3 separate regions of the Homo sapiens genome follow, and all the other regions are linked to region 3. Evidence: chromatin loops called from intact Hi-C (ENCODE). Cell type or tissue: endothelial cell of umbilical vein. All regions are shown on one strand. Each heading gives the region's core, and the rest is flanking DNA. Links, peaks and the distances in the headings are about the cores only.

The links. Hi-C counts contacts between places; a loop is a spot of excess contacts. Peaks named below come from ENCODE experiments on the same cell type or tissue, not always from the same donor. Only the 100,000 strongest peaks of a DNase experiment are listed, where the experiment ranks them.
Region 1: it touches region 3 in a loop (5-fold over the local background); 4 of 110 quality-filtered maps call a loop at or near these places.
Region 2: it touches region 3 in a loop (4-fold over the local background); 24 of 110 quality-filtered maps call a loop at or near these places.

The regions. Positions count from the first base shown.
Region 1 is chr4:95,690,262-95,697,993 of GRCh38, forward strand. No RefSeq gene overlaps it. Among named protein-coding and RNA genes, the nearest start is that of UNC5C-AS1, 140 kb to the left of the region's middle. In endothelial cell of umbilical vein, for the core only: no CTCF peak of the experiment used is centred there; a DNase peak (open chromatin) is centred at 4,390; H3K27ac peaks cover 1,508 bases.
Region 2 is chr4:96,343,280-96,351,011 of GRCh38, forward strand. All of the region lies in intron 1 of LINC02267 (long intergenic non-protein coding RNA 2267), which reads left to right. It also overlaps the pseudogene RN7SKP28. Among named protein-coding and RNA genes, the nearest start is that of LINC02267, 36 kb to the left of the region's middle. In endothelial cell of umbilical vein, for the core only: no CTCF peak of the experiment used is centred there; a DNase peak (open chromatin) is centred at 4,422; H3K27ac peaks cover 1,850 bases.
Region 3 is chr4:95,162,242-95,169,973 of GRCh38, forward strand. UNC5C (unc-5 netrin receptor C) reads right to left here. Exons shown (of 16, transcript NM_003728.4): 16 at 263-7,158. The coding sequence ends at 6,993. Among named protein-coding and RNA genes, the nearest start is that of UNC5C, 380 kb to the right of the region's middle. In endothelial cell of umbilical vein, for the core only: a CTCF peak has its summit at 3,875 (motif pointing right); a DNase peak (open chromatin) is centred at 3,900.

The DNA of each region.
Region 1 (7,732 bases), core at 3,184-5,683, 530 kb after region 3:
TAGTTGACATAAAAACAATTATCCTTCACAGTCAAACTCTGTTTTATCAATTTGGTAACTGTCATTCCCAGATAAGGAGCGACTTTCACTTAGTTTTCCTTGCCAATAATACTTAAAGTCTTACTACTAAAAATAAGATTCAAAACTTGAAAATAATCCATTAGAATATTTAATCTCTCAAATACTTAAACAATTTGAAAGAAATGACAAGAAGTATTATTTAGGGCTTATTCTTTTAAGAGGATCTAATTATATTTAGCCATGTTCTACTAGAGTTAGTATTACACAGTGACTGAGCTGATTTGTTTATCAGAAGAGTTTATTCCTGATCCTACAAGTGTTTTCACAATAATATTTGCAAAGATGTTTAAGGCCTTTCAATGATATGTTCACAAAGCGCTTAAATATTTCAATGATATTTGTATATCTTGAAAAATTGCACATAGAGTAGTGAAAGGAGTAATATGTTCTCATATATTTAAGACCTAGACAAATAGGTTATTATGCTTACTTTGGAAATATACTTTATACGTGAGCATTCGTCTCCTGGTAATATATATAACTATAGTTTTAAATGTATAGGCATATATTATGATGTTGCTAATAGAGCCATTCTAGGCTCTCATGTAAATATAGGATAAATATCAAAATGTATTTAAGTCATCAAAACTTTTATTATCATATTAGATATTAGAAGAAATATTTTGGTTAAATTTTGCTTGCATACACAATTTACCTGAGAAAAGCATATATATTATGTTTATTCTAGGTCACCTCAGAATTTGAATTTATGAGTTCAGTAAAGCACCTTTTGGTTATATAGCAATATTTATTGGCTACTGATTTTTATTTTTTAATGAGTATATGATGTAATACTTCAAATACATACATTTCAAATTAATATATTAGGTAAAATTAGTAAAAAAAATATTGCAGGTGTGATGCTTTTCAGCATTTTAAATATAGTACAGTTGATGAAATGTGTACTAGAAAAGGTGGTGTAGAATTGTGGTCAGCAATCTATGTTCTTTCCTCAGTTCCATGAGTGACTTTACAAACAAGTCATCAAGTTACCCCTTAGAGTTGTGTAAGAAGAACCTGAGTATGTGACCCCTCTTGTAGAGATAAGAAAAGTGGCCTCAAAAGCATTATGAATGCCTTAGAATTGGGTATTTTAAAATATAAGCAATTATTTTAAGTAACTTGGTGTCCTAAAGAAAAAGGAAATATATATTCTCGCATCTAAAATACTCTTCAATGATCAAGTTGCCATGTGTGGGGGCAGGAGGGTTACAATTCTATAGCCCTAGCAACTATGAGTGGGACATATATAAAACTGAAGCCATAATTAATACAGAAGTTGCAGTACAGAAAGCCTTCTGCTTCAACTTCCACTACATCAGTACATCAAAATGATTCTTAAAGTCATGTTTAAGATAAAAATTATAGCTGTTTATTGTCCAGTGATAACCCAGTTAACGTTTGGAGCCAATCACCGTGGACATTAGTTCATTGGTTTGGGAGTATGTAGTTACTCATATTTAGTAATGACTCTAGTGATATTGGGTGGGATATTTTAGTACCTAGAAGACATAAGACTCCCTATCTTCTCAACAAAGACTTCATTTATAGTTTTGCTTTCATGAATCCCGTGTTTGGAGATATTTTCTCTACTAAATCACCAGATTAATTTGCTTTCATTTATTTATTATACAAATACCATTGGTTGTCTACTGTAAATCAAGGACTATTCAAGGTCCTGAGGACATAGTTCTCCTCTTAGAGCTATAAATATTTTCTCATTTCATAGTAAAAAGACATAAGCAAATTTCTAACTGAGCTTATGATTATTAGATAAAAACTAAGGCTATTATACTGGCTTGATATAACTTCAGGCAAAAGCAAAATATCTTGGTGATTTCCTTTACTTTAGCTGATATATCTTATGTTTCTAAATTTATAAAACAGCCCAAGGACCCTTCATTACTAGCTCCAGACACCTAAGGGTACAGTGAATCCCTTTGGAGAAACTGCCCTACAGTTTGAAAATCTGCTCATTTTAAACACTAAGATAATTTGCTAAAAGTTTATCTTGAAATATTCTCTATTTGGTTAATTATATAGTCATTGTAGTTGGCTGAATGCTTTTAGAAATGAAATGGGTCAAAGGCATTACAACTCTAAAATTGCTCATGTTAATTTCTCTTCCTATTTTTAATTGTATTTTCTCTTCCTATTTTTCATTGTATTCTGGATTTTTAAATATTATTTCTATTCTCAGAATATTTAATAAAATCTAGCATGCATGAGGTTTGTGGGCATAATGTTATGAGATTCTCAAACAAAACTCTGTGTGTGTGTGTGTGTGTGTGTGTGTGTGTGTGTGTGTGTGTATGTGTGTTTTTTGGATATTTGAAAAAACTCTGTCTATTCTGGACATCTCCCAAATTAGTATTGTTTGCTTAAGTCTGAGATTTATGTTACTGTCATGTAAAGTTGGTGATGTAATTTAAAAATTATATATAATTTCAAAAGTAGTAGTCTTCAAGATAATATAGTCTATCTTCTTCTGTCAAATCTTTTTTCAAAATCTTATCTCCTTATTCCTATTTCCTCTACCCTTTTTCTATTCCTTGCAATTACTTTAACAATCTAATTCTGATGAACCAGTTTTTCATGTATCATCTAAATGGTGTGTGGGACTTTGTTGGCTCCCCCTGATGCATGCCCCTTGATAGTCATGCCCATCTGAGTTCCCTCCATATCAACTCTAGGCTTGCTCATGTGGCTAGTTTTGGCCAATGCAACATTAAAATCAGGCACTAAACTGTCTTCTTGAAACATCTTCCTTGGATCCCAGACATACTATAATATGAGGTAGGCCAAATAGCTATATGGAATAATCTACATGGAGAACTGAAGTCCCTGCCTAACAGCCCCAGCATTCATCCACATGAGTGAGGCCATTTGGACCTTTAATTATACCTGGGGGCCTATATGATATCTCATGAAAAAAGGGAGCTTCATGATCAACCCAATCAAACCACAGAATCATGGAATAATAATCAATTTCTAATATTTTACCCACTAAACTTCGAAGTAGTTTGTTACAAATAGATAATCAAAACATGGTTTTTCCCCCCACAGCTAGATTTTAGTCCCTCAGAGCATCTCCCTCATGGCTACCCAGTCCACAGCTATATTTCAAATCCAATGTGTGCATTAGAAAAAACAAAAATGAAACAGAAATGGTTTATCTCCTAAAAGAGCTTATAATCTAGTAGGCAAGCTATTACATATGTAACTAAATTTTAGGTTGAAAGTGATAAGTTTCTTGAGAGTTTCAGAGGTAACATTCTATGATGGTTGAGTAGAAGGATGGGTGAAACATCTTATAGGTTGCCGTGCATGGAGGCCATGAAAATATACCACTCAGATTCCCTGCTCATGGGAAAGTAGTTAACTGCAAGTTCCAACAGGTGGCTCTCTGGGTCTACTGCTGTCTTTGAGCTTAGGCCACCCTTTCTATAGGATCAAATGAGCTAATCACTGAGCATGTGTCTTAGTCCATGCGAGTTGCTATAACAAAATACCAGGGACTTGGTGTTTACTAACAACAGACATTTATGTCTCATAGTTCTAGAGGCTGGTAGTTTCACAATGAAGGTGCCAGCATATTTGGTGTCTGGTGAGGGCCCACTTTCTGGTTCATAGACTATGCATGTTAGCTTTGCCTTCACATGTCAAGGGGATGAGGAATTTTTCTCCAGCCTCTTTTATAAGTTCATTAATCCCAATCATGAGGGTGGACTACCTAATCACCTCGCAATGTTCCTACCCCCACCTTGAAGATTAGGATTTTAACATATGAATTTGGTGGAGAGGACACAAATATTCAGTCATAGGAGTGGTGATTCTAATTCTGGCTCATTCCTTTGAGATGTGGAGCTTCTCTAATAGGAGACTCGGAATTGAAGATTTCACACTGGTCTGGCTGAAACTTTCACAAAAATCTGCTGAAGGATAATACACTTCCTCCATGATTGTCCTTCCTTTTACTTTTTCCTCACGTTTCAGACTTGTAGGTCCTTGCCTTCTTCTCCCTCCTCTTTAGATTTTACAGGCCTTTTCTGAAAAAAATAATCTCTTACATATCTAATCCGATATTGACATTTGTTTCTTGGGAGAGCAGAACACACCAGGTGTATTGAGTCTTGAAGGACAAGATTTGAACACCGGAAGAGAAATGGAATTCAAGGAGACAGAAGCCATTTGAAAAGGGAATTGAAAGAGGAAAAGCTTGATGACTAATATGTGAAATAATATTTCACAGGAGCATAATGAATAGGAGGAAGGATCAAATGAATCAGAAGAAAAAGTAACATGTGATCTTAAAGTCAAGACAAAAGAGTTTGGACATTGGAATAGATAAACAGGGAAGCGTGGAAGAATTTTGCATGAAGGAATAACATAATCTGAGTTGTGCTTTAGGAAAAGTCATCTGCTACTAGGGTCTCCTAACTCTTCTAGCCAAGTAGGAAGTCAAGTAAAAGACTGATCTTATAAACCAATGGGGAAATTGACACAAGCTTGGCATGAGGAATAATGATGACAATGATAACTCCCTTACATGTATACAATGCTGTGGGCTTTACAAAAAGCTTTTCACACAAATTTAATTGTATTGTCATAAATTTAGGGAGTTAATTATTTTTATCTCTACTTTATAGATGAAGAAACAGAAGTTCAGAGACCCAGATAATGTCATTTAACTTCAGTGCAGTTTGTAGCTAACAAAGCTAGGATGTGATATCATATCTTCTGATTCCAAATCCAGGGCTCTTTATAATTACATCAAATTTTAAATCCGAAAGACACTGAGGTGAAGCATCAGTCAACTAATGGAGAAATTAGAACTTGTGAGAGTAGTTAGTGTTGGAGAAGTATCTTTTGGACCAATATCTAAAGAGAAGTTGGAGGAAGCCCTGAGTTGATGTATTAATGAAGAGAGTTTAGGGAGAGAAGAGCATTCTGAAAAGTATAATGACTACTTTAGCTCAATGCTTAAGCAACAAGAGAAGGATCTGCAACTAGAGAAAAGAACAACAAATGTTCATTCAACAAATATTTATTGAACACCTACTACTTACCAGCCTAGGGATAAAGAGTTCAAAAAATAACAGACAAGGCCAGGCATAGTGGCTCATGCCTGCAATCCCAGACCAAGACAGGATAATTGCTTGAGCCCAGGAATTCAAGACCAACTTGGGCAACACAGTGAGACCCCCATCTCTACAAACATAAAAAAACATTAGCCAGCCATGGTGGTGTACACCTGTGGTCCTAACTGCTCAGGAGGCTGAGGCAGGAGAACTGCTTGAGCCCAGGAGGTTGAGGCTGCAGTGAACTATGATCATGCCAATCCACTCTAGCCTGGGCAACAGTGCGAGGCTTCGTCTCTAAAAAATTTTTCAAAAATGACAAAAATGTCTTCCAATGAAAATCTTATATTCTGGAGATGTCAAACAGGCTTAAAGATTTTTAACATTCACACATGAGCAAATGAAAGAGCTGGTTTGAATGTGCTTCTGACCTGACATTTACATTTGGTCTCAGGAAGTGAGATATGTCTTCACATCACTATAAAATGAAGTTGCATCTCTTATTTTTGCTGTTAGGCCAAATTCAATTTCCAGACATAAAAACCACTGTTGTGTTCTTGATTGGAAAATGTGAAAGCAATTTACCTTTGGTGAGTTAATGTACAGCCCCTGGTCTCTATATTCTTATAAATGTTTATAACTTTTTAGAGTTTACAAAGCACCATATCTATCTCTTAGGATATGTAAATTTTGTCTAGGTGTATTTTTGAAAAGTTGAAGACCTAGTTATCCTAAGGCAGATTTTTTTTATTAATATTACTAGAGGAGAATGGAGGTGGCTGCTGCATTTCAGAGGGCTGTTTCTTGTACCTGTGTTTCTATGTTTTTACTGCTTTCCATCTTACCAGACATTGTTAGACACAGCCAATGATCAACAACAGCATTTAAATCATCTTCATAATTGACTTCATTTATAAGAAATGATTTACGTAGATTTAGAAGATTATCCAAACTACTATCTTAAGTTTTTTTTTAAAGCAAATACAGTTTTTGTTGCATTCTCTAAGTTCCCATGAATAAACTTAAGAAAGTATATCCTTTAAAATTACTGGATTTAAAAATATTGACGTTTATGCTTTCAGATATAAAAAGATGCACACTTCTGTAATACAGAAACATACAATCACACATGTACACACATGTGCCATGCATACAGTCTTATTCCACAATAAAGCTGAGTTTGCACTCAGCATTTACTATAAGTTAAAATAAATCTCTCTCACACACACATACAACCTATGTACCAATCTGAAATTATGGCCTCAAATAGTAAAATGCCATAAAAACCTTAATTGCAGGGGCATTAATGGGAACCTCTATAATACTGGGAAACTGCCCACTGAATAATGCCTCTCCAGAGAGACTTGCTGACTACACACACACCTGGCTCCGTAAATGAAAGCAGAGCCCGTGCCTCATTTCATCCCTTCAGCCTTGAAACTGCTTAGAGTCCTCACTCTGCTCATTTTGATATATCTCTCATGAGTGACAAGTATATCCACGAGATAATAAAATGTGTTAAGATAGTCAGCTTGGCAGTGTTTTTGCTGATGTATTAATTCATTTCTTTTCACGTGCTATATCACCACAATGTCTCACCAGATTTTATGAGAGGGTTCACTGAAGTGAAAATCAAGCCAATGAATCGTTTAATATGAACTAATGAAAACCAGATATAAAAGGCTTTAGTAACTGTTTTGGAGCTTTAATTGTCAAATGGGTGTAAATTCTGAGCACTTCTAAGTAAGAGAAAGGACTGTAATTATGAAATTGGGATTACTCTGTGATAATTGGTTTGATTAAATAGTCATGTAAACAATGATGTCCTGAATGAAAACACTGAACTAGGAAGGAGGAAATGGTTTCTCCAAGGTAGGAGATGCACTTTAGACAAAAGGGTACCATTATGTATATTTTCTTTGCCATGGTTTGAGAGAAATCATTGGTAGCATGTTATAACCATTTATACAAAGCTCACTTTGTTCAAAGACATTCATAAAGACATTTACAATATTTTGAAAAAACAAAATACGTCAAAACTCCTGTTGTTTGTTAATGATATTGATGCAATAAATTGATGGATTTGCTACACAATTAACTGTTACAGTGCACAAAGAGGATCTAAAAAGAAGACAGCTATAAATACTGCACATAGGTTATTCTCAGATATGGAAAGTATTTTTATTGTGTTAAAATAGGCAGTGTCTATAATAACTGATTCAGGAAAAGATGACCAATAGGTGTTAAAACCATGGGGTAAAAAATTTTTAGGGAATAGGATATTGATAAGATGCCAGTGTATTATCCAACAGATTATTTGCTAAATAGAAAGAAAAAAATTACAACTTTAAGTCAGAGCCTTAAATAAATGATCAAATTTAGCATCATCACTGATAATGCTTCTTGGTATGGTGCAGTAAAAAGTATGTAATATCCCTTATGTAATATGTTTGTGCCAAAATATTTAAACTGAATTTAATCTTGGAAAATAAGCAGACAAATCCAGAATGTAGATAAATTCTATAAGACAACTGGCCTGAACAAAACACAATGCCATTTAAAACAAAACA
Region 2 (7,732 bases), core at 3,184-5,683, 1.2 Mb after region 3:
ACAACAAATCTTACCCTTGTTTACTGTGCTTTTCCTGCTCACCTCCCATAGTTGCATTATCACCCCAAGGCCTTTCTTTCTTTGTTTCAGTTGAAGTCTGAACTCTAAGGCACCTCTTTAAAATGTACTCACTTCTCTGGGTATCTCTCGGGTATACATTAGGTATACATGTTAATAAGCTTCTGTTTGTTTCCTTTCTTGTTAATCTGTTGTTTGTTACTGGAGAATTCAGAACTCAAAAAGTGTAGAGAGAAAACAATTTTCCCTCCCATGCAACATAAACCTCTCCCATATATGATCCACTGAGATCTTTTTCATTTTCAGCTGGTTAGAATGGAGATCACCCACATAGCAAACTTGGAAACCTTGTGTTGAGCATGGCAGAATAACACTGTGGAATAAGCTAGACTTATTGTACTATGACTTGAAGAAGAATTACCTAGTAATTGGAACTATCATTTTGGACTTCATATGTCATACCAATAGATATAATTTTTGTAACTACCATGTTTTGAAGGTTTATCATCACATTTTAATGAAGGCAATGTAAAATAAAAGTAAAATAAATCTAAATATGTCTTAATAAATTACCTGCAATGTTAAAAACATAATGTATCTTAAGGGAAAGAGATAAACTAAATGCCACTTCAGTTGTTGTCCTTTTGGGAGATCATTCTCAATGGCATTTGTTCACAAATGCCTGTCTCTGTATCATCCCTCTGGGACTTGGAAAACAACAGGGGACCACTGAGTATATAAAGCTCATGCTGCCTGCTGTGCTATGCATAATACAGTCCATTACCTCTAGTGTCTTCTGACATGTATAAAACTGTAAGAGGCTAACATGCTAGCTTGCATATAGGATAAAATCTCAAATTACTCACAGTTCTTGACAGTTTTCTCCAGATATTTAAAAAATCAAGTTAGGTACCATGTTTCCATGTCAAAGTAGATGAAATGTTGCTTTTTGTTTTCTTGGCCTTTTTTGTCCACTGTCCTCCTTGTTCGCCCCACCAACACAAACAGATATGCTGGATTTTCTTCACAGAAGAGTAGCAGGAATGGAAATTTATGAACGGAAATCACATGTGCTTAATAAGAGTTGAAATTAAAATAATAATGACAATGATGGTGATGATGATTATAACCAGGACACTTTGTGCATAATAGTCATTATTATAAGAATTTCCTATATATGAACTCATTTAACACGCCACCACTATAAGTAGGGAGTACTGTTATCTCCATATAAAGTTGCCTATAACTAGTAATTTCAGATTTTTGAGGACTTGAGAAAAATGGTTGTGCTGTAGACATGACTAGATGCATCAGACAGCACCAAATGCCAACCACAGGCCAGATGCTTAGATGCCATCACATATCATAGCTGCCAAACAACCTCAGAAAAAGATGCCACCCCTGATGGGGAAGGGGATAAGCGAAGAAACTTGCATTGATTCTGCTTTTAAATTTTGTGGTCATCTAAAGTGGCTGAGAAATCAGAATCATAACAAAAAGAGGAATTTCTAAAACTGAGGATTTGTTTTGTTTTGTTTTGTTTTGTTTTTGCAGTGAGGGCTAGTGATGGACATTAAGTGCAATTACCATGGCTGGTAGTGATTATGACTAGAATTAGAATAAGGATAGCAAATGCCATGAGCTCCTTAAATACCAGATCTACAAGGAACAGAATGATCAGGCTACATATTAAAGAGTAAAGAAGAAAGCTTACTTTTAAGTAGCTCAATAAAGGTAAGATTAAGAAGGCAATTGTTTTAATCAATTTGTGTCTCTCCTCATTTTATTTGAAAAGAACATAGTTATGGGATATTATGAGATTCTCTTTTACCAAATTTGTGCTTCCATAGTTTAGCAAATTACATTAGACTTGGATCTTTTTCTCATCTTTATCCAATCACCCTCTCACTTATGTCCTAGAATCTCCACAATCCTACAGGTTCACATATCACTCCTGATGTTACTTTTCTTCTCTGAATCACCCAGGGTAGGCTTGAGCATGAAATGATGGTATAATCAGAAGGTATTTGGGACCCCCTCTTAAACATTGAACCCCACATCAATAACTTCCCGAATCGGATATGGAGAAAACCTAGGAAATTGGTTAAAACAATTACCTCTTTAGTCTTACCTGCATTGACCCGCTTAAAAAATAGGATTTCTTCTTCTTTATCTATTAATATGTACTCCCTGGTCTCCCTGTCTCCTGTAGACTTGATATTCAAGAAACTTTTAGCAGTCTTTATCTTTATTCTAATTATAGTCAAAATCACTTGAAGCCAAATTGTTGAGGATACAATAATGATAATTTACTATTATTAATAATGATTATTGTTGGTGATTTTCAGCCAAATGATTTCAAATTGGCTAATAGAAATTTCTTACTGATTAAAATTCAAATTACTGAGCCTATATGATTCAGGTGCCCAAAATGTAGTTCAATCCACCAGTTTATATAAATTGGAAATTTCCGATTTCCATTTAATCTAAATTAATCATGATATACAGAGATCCACCTAACTGTTATAGTGAAGATGATAGCACATTTAAAAATGTTTTCATACTTTCTAATTGATGGAGAATGGCATACTAACAGTTATTTTTAAAAAATGAACAACACTTTAAGAATTGTGTTCAAGCTTTGGGAGTAGAACCCATTTGAGGATCATCCTAGCACTACTCAGAGCACTACCTTTTGAGGTAAATAAGACCGAACATGAACATTACATTCTGAGCACTAGATAATTTTGCACAGCTGATTAAATTATCTCGTTTTGCTCTAGAGAAAGAATGAGAATCTGAAATGTTAAGTGTCCGTGACTGTGAGTGAGTGTGCTTGTGGGTGTTGTATATCTTATTTCAACTTAAAATCAAATAGTTTATCAAGGTAATTTTGTTGGAATACTTACTGTTCTATTTGAGCAAAGCAAATAGTTTATCAAGACAATTTTCGTGGCATACTTACTGTTCTATTTAAAAGGAGGATTCAGTGGGTAAGACTTCATTTATCCCTTTCAACTAGAAGGGGATGTAGGTTTGTGCAGATTATAAAAACATCCTGAAAATTTGTCTTTTAAATTTGTCTTTTAAACAATATTGCTTAGATCCAAGAAATAGACCCACAAAAACATAGTCAACAGATCATTGAGAAAGGGGCAAAAACAATGGAGAAGGAGATATTCTTGTTGGCAAATTGTGCTGGAAAAATTGGACATCAATATGAAAAGAACTGAATCTAGACACAGACCTTTTACTCTTCACAAAAATGAACTCAAGATAGATCACAGATTTAACTATAAGATGCAAAACTATAAAACTCCTAGAAGATAACATCAGAGAAAATCTAGATGACTTTGGAAATGGCAATGACTTTTTAAATATGACATCAAAGACACTGTTAATGAAAGAAATAATTGATAAACTGGAATTCTTTAAAACTAAAAACTTATGCTCTGTTAAAGACATTTTAATTAAAGAGACTGAGAAGCCAAATCACAGGCTGTCTTCTGCAAGACATATCTAATAAAGGTATATATGATGAGGTATATTTATTCAAAATATATAAAGAATGCTTAAAGTCTACAAGAAGAAAAGAAACAACCCAATGAAAAAGTTGACCAAAGACCTGAATAGACACCTCACTAAAAAAGTTGTACAGATGGTAACTAAGCATATAAAAAGATGTCCCAACTTGTTTATTAAGGAAATTCAAATTAAAATGTCAATAAAATACCATTATACACCTATTAGGATGGTACGATTCCAAAGCACTGAGGACTCCCAATGCTGGAGAGAATGTGGGTCAACAGCAACTCTCCTTCATTGCTCATGGAAATGCAAAATGGTACAGCCATTTAGAAAGACAGGTTGGTAGTTTCTTACAATACTAAACATATTCTTACTATACAAGCCAAAAATCGCACTCTTAGATGTTTCCCTAAATGGGATGAAACTTATGTCCACACAAGAAACCTGCACATGGTGTTACTGAACCAAACCTGGATCAGCTTGCCTAGTGCAGTAAAGTGAAACATCCACACCAAGGTTGTGCAGTAAAAGAAAGGAGGGCATTTATTTGCAGAGCAAGAGAATCATGCAGCTTCTGCATGAGACCTGACCTCTCTGTTGGCTAACATGAAAGGGTTTTTAAAGGATGGAGTAAATTTCAGGAAAGCAGAAGTTACAGGCAAAATCATAAATTGATACATAGTGTTTATATGTTGGTTTGGCTTAAAAAGGTGGGCTGTCTTAAAGCAGGGACTTACAGGTCATAGGTGGATTCAAAGATTGTCTGATTTGCAGTTGGTTAAGGAAGCAACGCTTTGTCTGAAAACTTGAGGTCAACAGAAAGTTAAAGTCTGGCCTGTGGGCATGACTCTCTCCATGTTCCTCAGGGAGAAATTTAGAACAGATTATTGTGGTCAGAGTTCAACCTTCAGTGCCCCCCATCTGTGTTCTTTGGTTTCTGTAAAACAACTTGGGGACATACGATAAGATGTTATCTTTAGTTTCTATAGAAAACCAAACATCTTGTGGCTCCACTTCCTTGGCTATTGTTTTAAGCTATTATTACCTTCTTGCTTATTAGATGACTCATGTACTTCTCAAGGCTAGCTAGGTGTCTGGAATTTCCCTTGAGGGACCTCAAGATTTTTCTTAATTTCCATTCTTGAGGAGTGGCCCAGCAGACCCGTAGAAGGGTTTCTTCTCCATCTCAATGGATGTTTATAACTGCTTTATTGATAATTGCCAAAACTTGGAAAAATCCAAGATGTCTTTCAGTGGCTGGTAAATAAATGGTAGTATATCCAAACAATAAAATATTTTTGGGGAACAAAAGGAAATGAGCTATCCAATCATTAAAAGACATGGAGGACCCTTAAATGCATATTAGAAAGTGAAAGAAGCCAATCTGAGAAAGCTGCATACTGTGCGATCCCAACTATATGACACTGGACATGAAAGAAAATATTTTGAATTCTGAATTACATATGCAGGAAATAGTTGTGTTTCATACATAAAAGCATCAGGAAGACATATTTATAGACATATTCAGATATATTTATTTTACAAGAATATCTTGTATTCTTCTGGAAGAATACAAGAAATATAGCTCTTCATTAACATTCTAGATGTTCAAAAGATGACTCCAAATAAATAGCTTACTTGTGGAGACGACAGTATTTAGGGGGCTTTTTGATAGAATTTCAGGCATTCTAGACCCAGATAATCTAAGCTAATCTACATGTTCATTTCGTCTCTCTTCTCAGTAAGATTTCAATGGTGGAAATTGGACTTCCAATACTACATGAGGGAAAGTGTGCTAATGGTTTCTGAGAAAATTTCATTATACCTAAGAATGAAGAAAGAGAAACTCTCTTTTTCACTTAGCTATTTTCCTCTTTGTCTCCTTGTCTTTGGATGTTGCTGTGGTATCCGGAATCTCTCCAGCTATTTGCTGTCAGTCTGAGGTTAAAGTTTACATTGGTCCCCAATGATATTGAGAGCTTGTTTGGAGGTTCTAGCAGGGGAGCACAGCTACTTGTATACACTTGACCGAAGACCAGTCCTCGGATCTATCGAGGATGGTCGTCCTCTTCAACCAAGCGTGCAGCTTTGGGAGGGACATACATGGAGCAGTGAGAGAGGAAGGGGACACCCGCATAGCCAGCCAGATCAGCTGAGTCAACCCTGACAATCAATGGGGTGACAGATGTCACGGCCAGATCACCCTCACATCTGCTCCTCAATGATATTGAGACTGATGTTCATTGCATTGGTCTTGGGTCCTATACCATCTGTAGGCTTCTAATTATGAAAGATGCATTTTCTAAAAATTTAAGGCAACTTGAGTTGGGGATTATAAAATTTTTTTCTAAAATGTATTACCTGATAGGATCTGAAGGTATTAAGAGATAAGTACATACACTAAAATATAGGCATAACTAAATAACTGATGATTTTATTGAGAAAGGAATAATACAACTTATTTATTGGAGAAGACATACTATGTGATATAAAAATAACCAGTATTAGCTATCTTTACTGGCTGTGATAAAAAAAAAAAAAAAAAAAAACACAAAAACCATAGAACACACCAGTCACATTAAAAGTGAGGGAAGAGAGGTTGAAGAAAGTGTTCATTAATTCATCAATTTTCTCACCTTCCACAGAAGGAAAATACCATATACTTTTATCTAAAGTTATTAAAGCAGAGAAAAAAAGTTTAAGTTATGATTTAAAGTAAAAAAAATGATTATTTCTAGCAGAATAATAACAGATTATAACTTTTCCGAGGCAACAGACCGTATAACAAAAGACAGAACAAAAAGAGAAAATGAAGATGTATTAACAAAATGTCAGATAAGATGTAAGAAAGAAGACCAAACAGATGCTCTACGAGTGGCAGAAGGCTCTGGTCTGTCTGCATTTTGTCTGGTGTTGGACAAATCACTTAATCTCTCTAAGTCTCAGTGTTTCATCTATAAAATGGAAGTAATAGTAATAGTAGCTATCTTATAAGGTTGGAGTGAGCATTAAACGAATTAAAGCATATAATGATTAGAATGATGGCTGTGGCTGGGCCAGGTGGCTCATGCCTATAATCCTAGCACTTAGGGTTGCCAAGGTGGGGAGGATCATTTGAGGTCAGGAGTTCGCAACCAGCCTGGCCAACATGGTGAAACCCTGTTTCTCCTAAAAATACAAAAAAATTAGTGGGCATGGTGGCATGTGCCTGTAATCCCACCTACTTGGGAGGATGAGGCAGGAGAATTGCTTGAACTCAGGAGGTGGAGGTTGCAGTGAGCCAAGATCGTGCCACTGCACTCCAGCCTTGGTGACAGAGTGAGACTCCATCTCAAAAAAAAAAAAAAAAAAAAAAAAAAAGAATGGTGGCTGTCACATAGTAAGCTTTCAAAAACAAGTTAGTTATTTATTGTAAAAGGTTAGCCATTCTTGTGGTGGCTCATCACAAAAGAGAGCATTGATTATGATTCATTCTTGGGTGACAAGTCGCAATATTATAAAGCTGCCTATTTTCACTAAACTGATCTCTTAATTCAACACAATTACAATCAATATCTTAACAGACTATTTTTATATGTCATAAAATTTAGATGTATTTCTGGTTATGTATACATGTCTGTATCCAGCTATTTTTATTATTATAGTAATCCTATCCAGTTAGAAGGGAAGAAAGCATTAAATATCAATAGAGAAAATACGGATTTTTTTTTTTTCTCAGCAAATGCTATTGAGTAACTGGCTAGACATTTGGAAAATAAATCTTTTATCTGGATTATAACAACACCTCCTAACTGATTTTCCAACTTCCACCTTACTGATTTTTGGATTATTCTTAACAAATAGGCAGATAATCACTTCTCTGCTCAAAACTCTTATTGTTGCCCCACCTCACCTGGAATATATGGCCTGCAGAACTCTGTAATTTGGTCCCTCTTTCTTCTGTGCATTACCCTTTCCATCTTGCTGAGCAGCTCCTGCTCCCTAGTCCCCTGGTTGTACTTCAAACACAACAGGCTTGATTTCAGGCCCTTGTGCTCCTTGTTCTCTCTACATGAAATATCATCTTCTTTCAAAACCGAATTCAGCTTATTCCCTCACCTTCAGGGTTTTTACAATCTCACTGAGTGTGCTAATGGAAAAACTCTTATAAGTAATTACTGCTCTCTCAGCAACACATAATGATATA
Region 3 (7,732 bases), core at 2,559-5,058:
CACCCAAGACCCAGGCTACCCCCAGACCACTTCCATCAGAATCTCTGGAGGTGTGACCCTGGCGTTAGTTCTTAAGGCCTCTCTGGTGATTCCAGTGTGCAGCTGATTTTTTAGTAGCACCATGCTAAAACCTCATCCTGTGCCTGCAGGAGGTTGTGATCACCATCCACGCAGGACCCAAAGCCTTTCTGTCCCACCGAAGAAACACGTGGCAGCTCTGAACACGCAAGAGAACCTTGTTATTAAGTGAAGGAGGCAGCACTTTGTTGCTTATAAATATAATTTATTACCTGTTTAAAAATTCTTTCTTACATTTTGTACATGTTGGCTGACAGAATAAATGCAGGCAATTTACAAACCAAGGGGACTGCAGGGAAAATCAGGATTGGCAGCCAGGGAGAGAAAAGAGGCACACCCGGAGCTGGTATCCCTCACCTCCACCACTCAGCAAGGCGCCGGACAGATATCCGGAGGGCACTCTGCCTCTGCCGGGGGGTTTTTTTAGAAAAGGAATTGCATAGAAGATACAGCAAGAGGGAACTCCACAACAACAAAAGTGTTCCATATCGGAAAAGCCAAGGTTGTCATGTTTTGTTTAAAAAAGAAAAACGACAAAGCACAAAACCTCAATCCGACCTTTCTGCAGTTGAACTGTTCCAAAGGGGACAGTAGGTGGATGACACTGCCTCTTCAACACGACTGCTGGGGATTTTTCTCTGACAAACATTGGTGTCTTCTTTACAAAGAGCAAAGAGGAAGGTCACCAACTTGCTTCAGCTCAACATTAAACTCAACACATATAACACCATGACATCACACACACACAGTGATGTTCCCTGCAACTGGGCTCGATGCATTATGTCTGGAGGGCGAGGGCTGCGCTACCAATGGCAGATCTAGGAAAGCGTGAAGAAGAGAATGCAAATCACTTGTTCCACTGTTCTGACTGCTGTACTTTTTCTTGTCCATGGCCTGGAGGAGTAGACATCTGAGTTTTTACCCCTACATGTACAGATGCCATTTGTTACTTTCGGGATAGAAAAGGCAAAGGTATTTTACACCAGCTGTAGATTTCTTGCTCTTATATGTCACTCCGAACAGAGTTGTTTTAACATTGAGAACCTATGTAGCTCAGGTCCCCATTCTCTGATGCTGCCTCCATAGTGCTCAGGATCAGAGGCCAAAAGAGAGCCCATCAATCCTTAGGCTGCTGATCAGCAAAACCTGCCTACAATTCATCTTCTACACACCAGTACTGAGGGTTATTCCACCCCGGATCAGCGCCATCAGGTTCTACAGCTGGTCTGATAGTACTTAGTCCAGTAGACCTTTGGAACTTAAAAATGACACACAATTTAGACATATTTGTAAAAGACCCTTAAATGGTATGACTTGCAATTTATATTTTTGTTGAAGGACAAATCTGAAATGGTATGTTAAAAGGCTGGCATTCAGTAGCAAATACTATGGCAGGTGGGCAGCTGACTATATCTCAGGGTAGCTTCCTTGTTTCTACTCAGAAGCTAGTTGGGCCACAACTGTCACGACATTCTGCAGAGATTCCCAACCTGGGATTCCAGAAGATCTCTGGACAGGTCCCTTCAGTAGGCAAGCGTCTGAGTAGACAGCAGGCTGATGAAGAGCTGCTAATAATTGGTGGGCTTGCTGTGCCAGTACACTTGCGGAGTACCTGTTGGTTTGTCCTGCTGATGCCCCCCAACCATGCTAAATAGGTCTGAGGCACACATTACATTTGGTTGAATGAGCCCGTTAATATCCTACCACAGATGAATACAATGAGGTGACAGGAAAACCTAGGAACCATGACTTATGAAGACTGGCTGTTAAAGTAGCATTTATGAAAATGGGGTAAGCACAAGGCTGATAAAACTAAAGGATCTGGAAGCTCATGGCTAGACTTAGTCTGCAGAGAAAACCCACCCAGTTCTACACAAAGCCATCTCCCCACTTTTCAAAAATAGGTTTTTCACACTAGAATTCTGGAAATGACTTCATTTGGCTTTCCTGGCCTGTATGGATATGGGTTTACATAACATTGGTTACAATATATTTATTCCCCCTTATGCCTTATTCCATTAAAAAGAAATAATTAGAGATGCAAAGGAAATCTTCCAAAGTGATCATTACAGCCAGAGATTATACAAATAGATATCTTAGGGTAGAGAAACATTACTTCATTGCCCAGAGGCAAAGTTCTAAAGATTTCAGTCAATACTAGCTCAGCAAGGTTAAAGAATATATAAAAATAATACAAAAAGAAAAATAAAAGCCAAAGAGTAATAGTTGGTCCTATGAGGCACTCGAGAGGTAAAAAAATGTTTTGTTAACTTGAGATAATAAAATATTTTCCTTATTAGATCTATAAAATCTAATGCTTATCAACCATTATCTTGAGCAATGATGTACTGCTTCACAAAAGCTCTTCCATTCTCAAAGAAGATGGATAAAGTCCCATTTCATTTCAGCTGTGTTTCCATGGGACCCCTCTCATTCATTAGCCTTGGGCTTACACTGAGTTCTCCACATGAAACTGATGACTTGTCCAGAACAACTGCCCAGCAAAAGCTAAGACTCATTCAACTTGAAGGCTTGAAAACCCAACAAGTAAACCTTTTCTACCTTCTTTATGCTCTCTTGCAAGTCCTTATATAGGTTTATATTTTCCTGGCCCCATAGGGGCAGACCTTATAGAGGCAAAGACCTTTGAATTCTGGGGAGATGGTGATCACCTTATTAACTCCCTTCTGCATACGTGGATTACAGAGGAGTAAGCAGACCAAGAGCACAGCTGCTGTGATCCTGACAGAGACACACAGAAGGACACGAGACAAGAGCCTTGTTGCTCTTTGCCAGGAGAAGTGAAAAGTCTTGATTCCACCCTCAAAACGTTGACTTTTCAGATACCTTACTTGTAGGAAAAAATACCTTAAAAAAATTACTGGTCGCATAGTTTCAGGGTGTCCTGAACTCAGTCCCCACGACTTTTTTCTCCTGAAAATCGCTCTACTTTTTGATAGTTGAGAGACTTAAATCTATAAAATAGTATATATGAAAATGGCTAATGATTATGCAGTTTGATATTGAACACCTCACCCAAAAGTTGTCCAGTTCTTGAAGAGCCTAACTTGCTCACAGCAGGATGGGGGTTTTCTGCATAGCAGAGGTGACTGTTCATTTGGAAGATGCCGTTTGTGAAACAGCTGTTAGCTGTGAGAACCTTGGTGTTACACAGGTTTGTCATCACCATGCCAGTTATCAATTCTGAATCCAACTTCTATTCCTTCCAGATACATTAAGGAAACTTGAAAGAGTGTGATAAGAAGAAAATAAAAACAGGATGAAACCTCTGCCTTTGGATTCCCAAATTCAGCAGAAAAGAAGCTGCTTTCTTCCCTTTGATTAACAACCCCAATTTTCTCTTCCCTAGACATAGTATTCCATTCGCATATATAAGACTTATTTCTTTCTAAGCAGATACTTCTTACATTTCCAAAGATAAATATTAAGGAACTAAAAGGAGATTTAAAGTATACAAACCCCAATGAAAACCATAAGTGTTAAAAATGACAACTCTTCAAAGACTGTTTTATATAGATTTTACATAGTTCTGTTACAAGAAGCAACTGAAGATATGTTGTGTATGAATGAGTTGATGTACTGGGCTCACAGTGACCTAATATTGAGATGAGTGATGCAAATGAAAAAAAAGTGAGAATAAGAAAATTATAAATTTGAAGTGAAAATTTCCCTACATCTGTTTGTCATAAAGGTCCTTGAACTCTACAGGTTTTCATTCCCTTCGTCAAACACATTCTAGTGAATATTAAACTCAGGTTAGATTGTGTTGTACACCACTAGATGGCAGCATGCACAAATGATAGTTTTTTCTATCCAAATGAAACCAGCCAAACTGCCTCTCCAGCGGTGTAGAAAGAAGCAGGATGTATCACATAGAATGGTTGATGAAGTGGCTTCCTATGAAATGAACTGTTATATCTGGACCTTCTAAGTTTGAAAGCAATCTAACAGCTATTACTTTACTCCAAAGGAGAAGGAAATCAGAATTTGTAGTGAAAATTATTTGGTATAAATAGTGTATGTATGGAAGTTGTCATTCACTTAATAGGAAACATTAAGGGTTCTGACAGATGAGTACCTCACACACGAAATCAATCACTTTTCCCTTTTCTGGTGGTGGGAAGTTGAACCAAAAAAGCATCTGAAGTGAACCCCAAGGGTTCTCAGTGACTTCAGTAAGACAAACAATTCCTGTTTGTGTTCAATAGTTCTGTGTTGGTGACTTTTTAGTCAAAATAAGTTTTTAGTAACAGTTATGGAATTGATTCATGTTCATAGCTACATAGTTGCTCCCCTCTAGTTTTCACTAGGCATAGAAGTTTCTTTGACCATTCAGTTCAGATTCTAGTTCTTGATTTCCATAGATGATTCCACAACCCTGGTACTGATGCGTAATCTTGACAAGTTTATTTCAAAATGTAGGAATGGACAATAGCTCTCTTTCCTCCTCCTCCTTTTAAAAAATGTGTGTGTATAACTGCGTGTATATATATTTGATTTTTAATTTAGAATACAGTTTTACTCATTGCTACAAACATCCACTGAACTTGTTTATAGTGCAATCTCTCCCTTCCCCAGTCAGTGTACAAATATTTTAAATATGGAAATCCTAATGCAGGGGGTGGGCTGAGAGAGATTTTATAGAATATATGTATGTATGTCCAAAACAGAAGATACGGAATAAAAAGCATGAAAGAAAGAAGAGGTTCCATAGCAAGGTATCAGCAGTTCCTCAGGGATGAGGATGGCGGAGGCATCAAGGAATCTCAAGATGCTACCAAAATAGGAGCGGAAACATGGAAAGATGGAAGCACATGTATAATTCAAGTCTGTTCAGCAACTTGTGTGCCTCCAGCCTAAAAGTAAACCACAGTCATGTTCTAAAGGTTCCGATTCATACACATGTCTGCTTGTTCTTCAGTTTTGGTTTTGCTACTGGGCTTTGATTCTTTAATCCCCACCTGCTGAATGAATTGAGTCCTTGTGTTTGTTAAAGAGCTTGTGATGGTCCCAAGGAAACATAATAGTTGTTTACACAAAGTAGTGTGTTGACTAACAAACATTTTGCAGGACAAAAGTTTTTAAAGAGCTAACTAGACAGCTTTTATAAATGCTACTGAATATTATGACAGCAAAGAAAGATTAAGGGTGGGGGGGTGTAGCGTAGAAAAAAATGCACCAAGTTCCTACTGCCAGATAAACTTGTAGGAGTGGTCTAGATATCAAGATGCCAAGACAATAATAAAAAACAGAATTTGCAACCAGTCAGGAAGGCTGGGGGCAGGGGCATCCCAAGAGAGGCTAAGAAAATGATAATAAAGGGATGTCATCTCTCAGTGAACAGCATAATGCAATGATGCAGAGCGACTCAGGCCAAACAAACAACATCATAATGCTGGTTAGAATAATCATCTTCCTTGTCAGAACTACTTGAAAGGCGTAACATAGCCTGGGCAAAAGACCAGCTGATGATTTTTAAATGATGATCCAGGTCAGAGTCCATTGTGGTCTTCAGACTGATGAATGAGACTGGAGGCATCACGGTGGAAGTTGAGCATTTCAGAACTTGGAGATGATCTAATCCCACCCTTTCACTTTCTAGTGAGGACACTGAGGTCGTGTGGTTAAATGACTTTCTCAAGGTGGCGCAACAAGACAGTGACAGACCCACAATGAGAACTGGTTTCTTGATCTCCAGTTTAGAGTCCATTCCTCCAACCACACTGCCTCTAGAGTAGAGCACCATAGGGAGTCGACGTGGGGCCACACAACGGCAATATTAAGTGAACTTAATAGAGAACACGTCTCCTTAAGACTCCTCAGAGGAGAAAGAAAGACCCTGCCTGAGCAAGCTGAAGGAACAGACTGACAAAGCCATTCAGCATTTATCAATCACCTTTCTGGGGTGGAATAAGGGAAAGGTAAAAGGTCAAGGAAGTGATGCATGTTGAATTAAACTGATGACCACACCCACCTTGATAGGTGAAAAGGTGGGACAGGTCTAGTCAATAACCAAATACTAACAAACAGCACTGCTAACAAAAATAGAAATTTAAAAAAATCATTTTACCAGAATACCTGTAAATAATAATAATACCTTTAAAAAAAAACACTTCATATTGCATATTACAAACAAACACACATGTTGTGAAAAAAATGCTTGTTTGTGGGGTTGAACATGAATCACTGTCTTCCCTGCAGTGCTACAGCTTTATTCCCAAAGGGCACCAGAAGGGTCCCTCCAAGGAATAGGAGTCTTAGTTATTTCTTTTTTACACTTAGATTCTCCACTTCCCTGATACAAACAGTAACACTGGTTCTACAAGTTCTAGAAACAGAACACTGATGGGAGGATTATCTGAGACACTTGATGCACACGATTTGTAGCAAAAGTCTGTGATTTCTCTGTAAATTACTAATCTGAAATAGACACAACAAACCGTCCACAGCTTCAACTTCAAATGATTTGAACAAAAATAGAACGAGCCATGGACAGTGTCTGCATCCCTGTCCAATTTGATGTAAACAACATTTGTAGAAATTGGGTTTGTTAAGAAAGTTTATCCATATATCTGGATAGCAATAAAAAGCGTTTCCTAGGAAACTGTAAGATCCTGTACCACACAGCATACAGCCCAACTAAGAGGAAAATTAGGTTGATAGCTAAATTCAAGGTACAAATTTACACAATTTTTCTTAACTCCCGTGATGATGTCCGAGTAAAGTGGGCATGTACATGGGCAGTTGTATCTGTTTTCCTTCTGGCTCCTGCTGCAGTCTTGCCTGTGAAGTGCATTGGTCTCATCTGGATTTCCTCCTCAGCTGTGATTCACCTGGACGGCCACAGACTCCCTGTGCATTTTTGTCCTTCATTTCCCCTTCCAGCATGGTGGTTAATACTGCCCTTCTGCTGCTAAGGACACCACCGTTTCATGTCTTCCCATTTCTTCCAAGACAGCTGCCAGCATGCTCAGGTTTCCATCTGGGAAGTTCTGTGCTTCCCAAAGATCCAGGATTACGCCAGTTGGGCTGGATTTGGTGGCAAAGTAATTCAAGTACCTGTAATTGGGAAAGAGAAAATGTGCTCAACAGTGTGACTTACATATCTATTTTTCCTCAGCTAAACCTTTCTGTCTCTCTACTTGTCTTTAAGTTTCCTGGTCCCATTGTGGCTGACAGTGAGCCATCCTAAATAACTAGCCCATGCTTAATTAGATCAGCCCCAGACAGGGGATGTGATGTTTAACTTTGTGAACCTCAGCTCTGAGTGAGATAATTTAAGAGACAAGATGTCTATGGGTCATATTCTAAACAGGAAATCAAGAGACTTATGTTTTCTTTCTAGTCCAGGCTTGGATGATCTTTGACAGGTCATGCCACATGTTATGTTTGGTAGTGACGGTGACACTCCACAAAGTAGACGCTCCAGAGGTCTCTTTATAACTTAATATCAGTGCTGTGTTGGCATGCTAATTATTAATCAAACATTAGGTCCTGCTCAACTGCAGAGGAGGAGCAATAACTACGGTAGTGAATGGCTATATGATTTGGGGAATTTAGCCCATCAGCTTGGCAAAGTGCATCACAAAACTTGATACTTACCAATGCCAGATAAGCTCAGAATGTCTCTTAG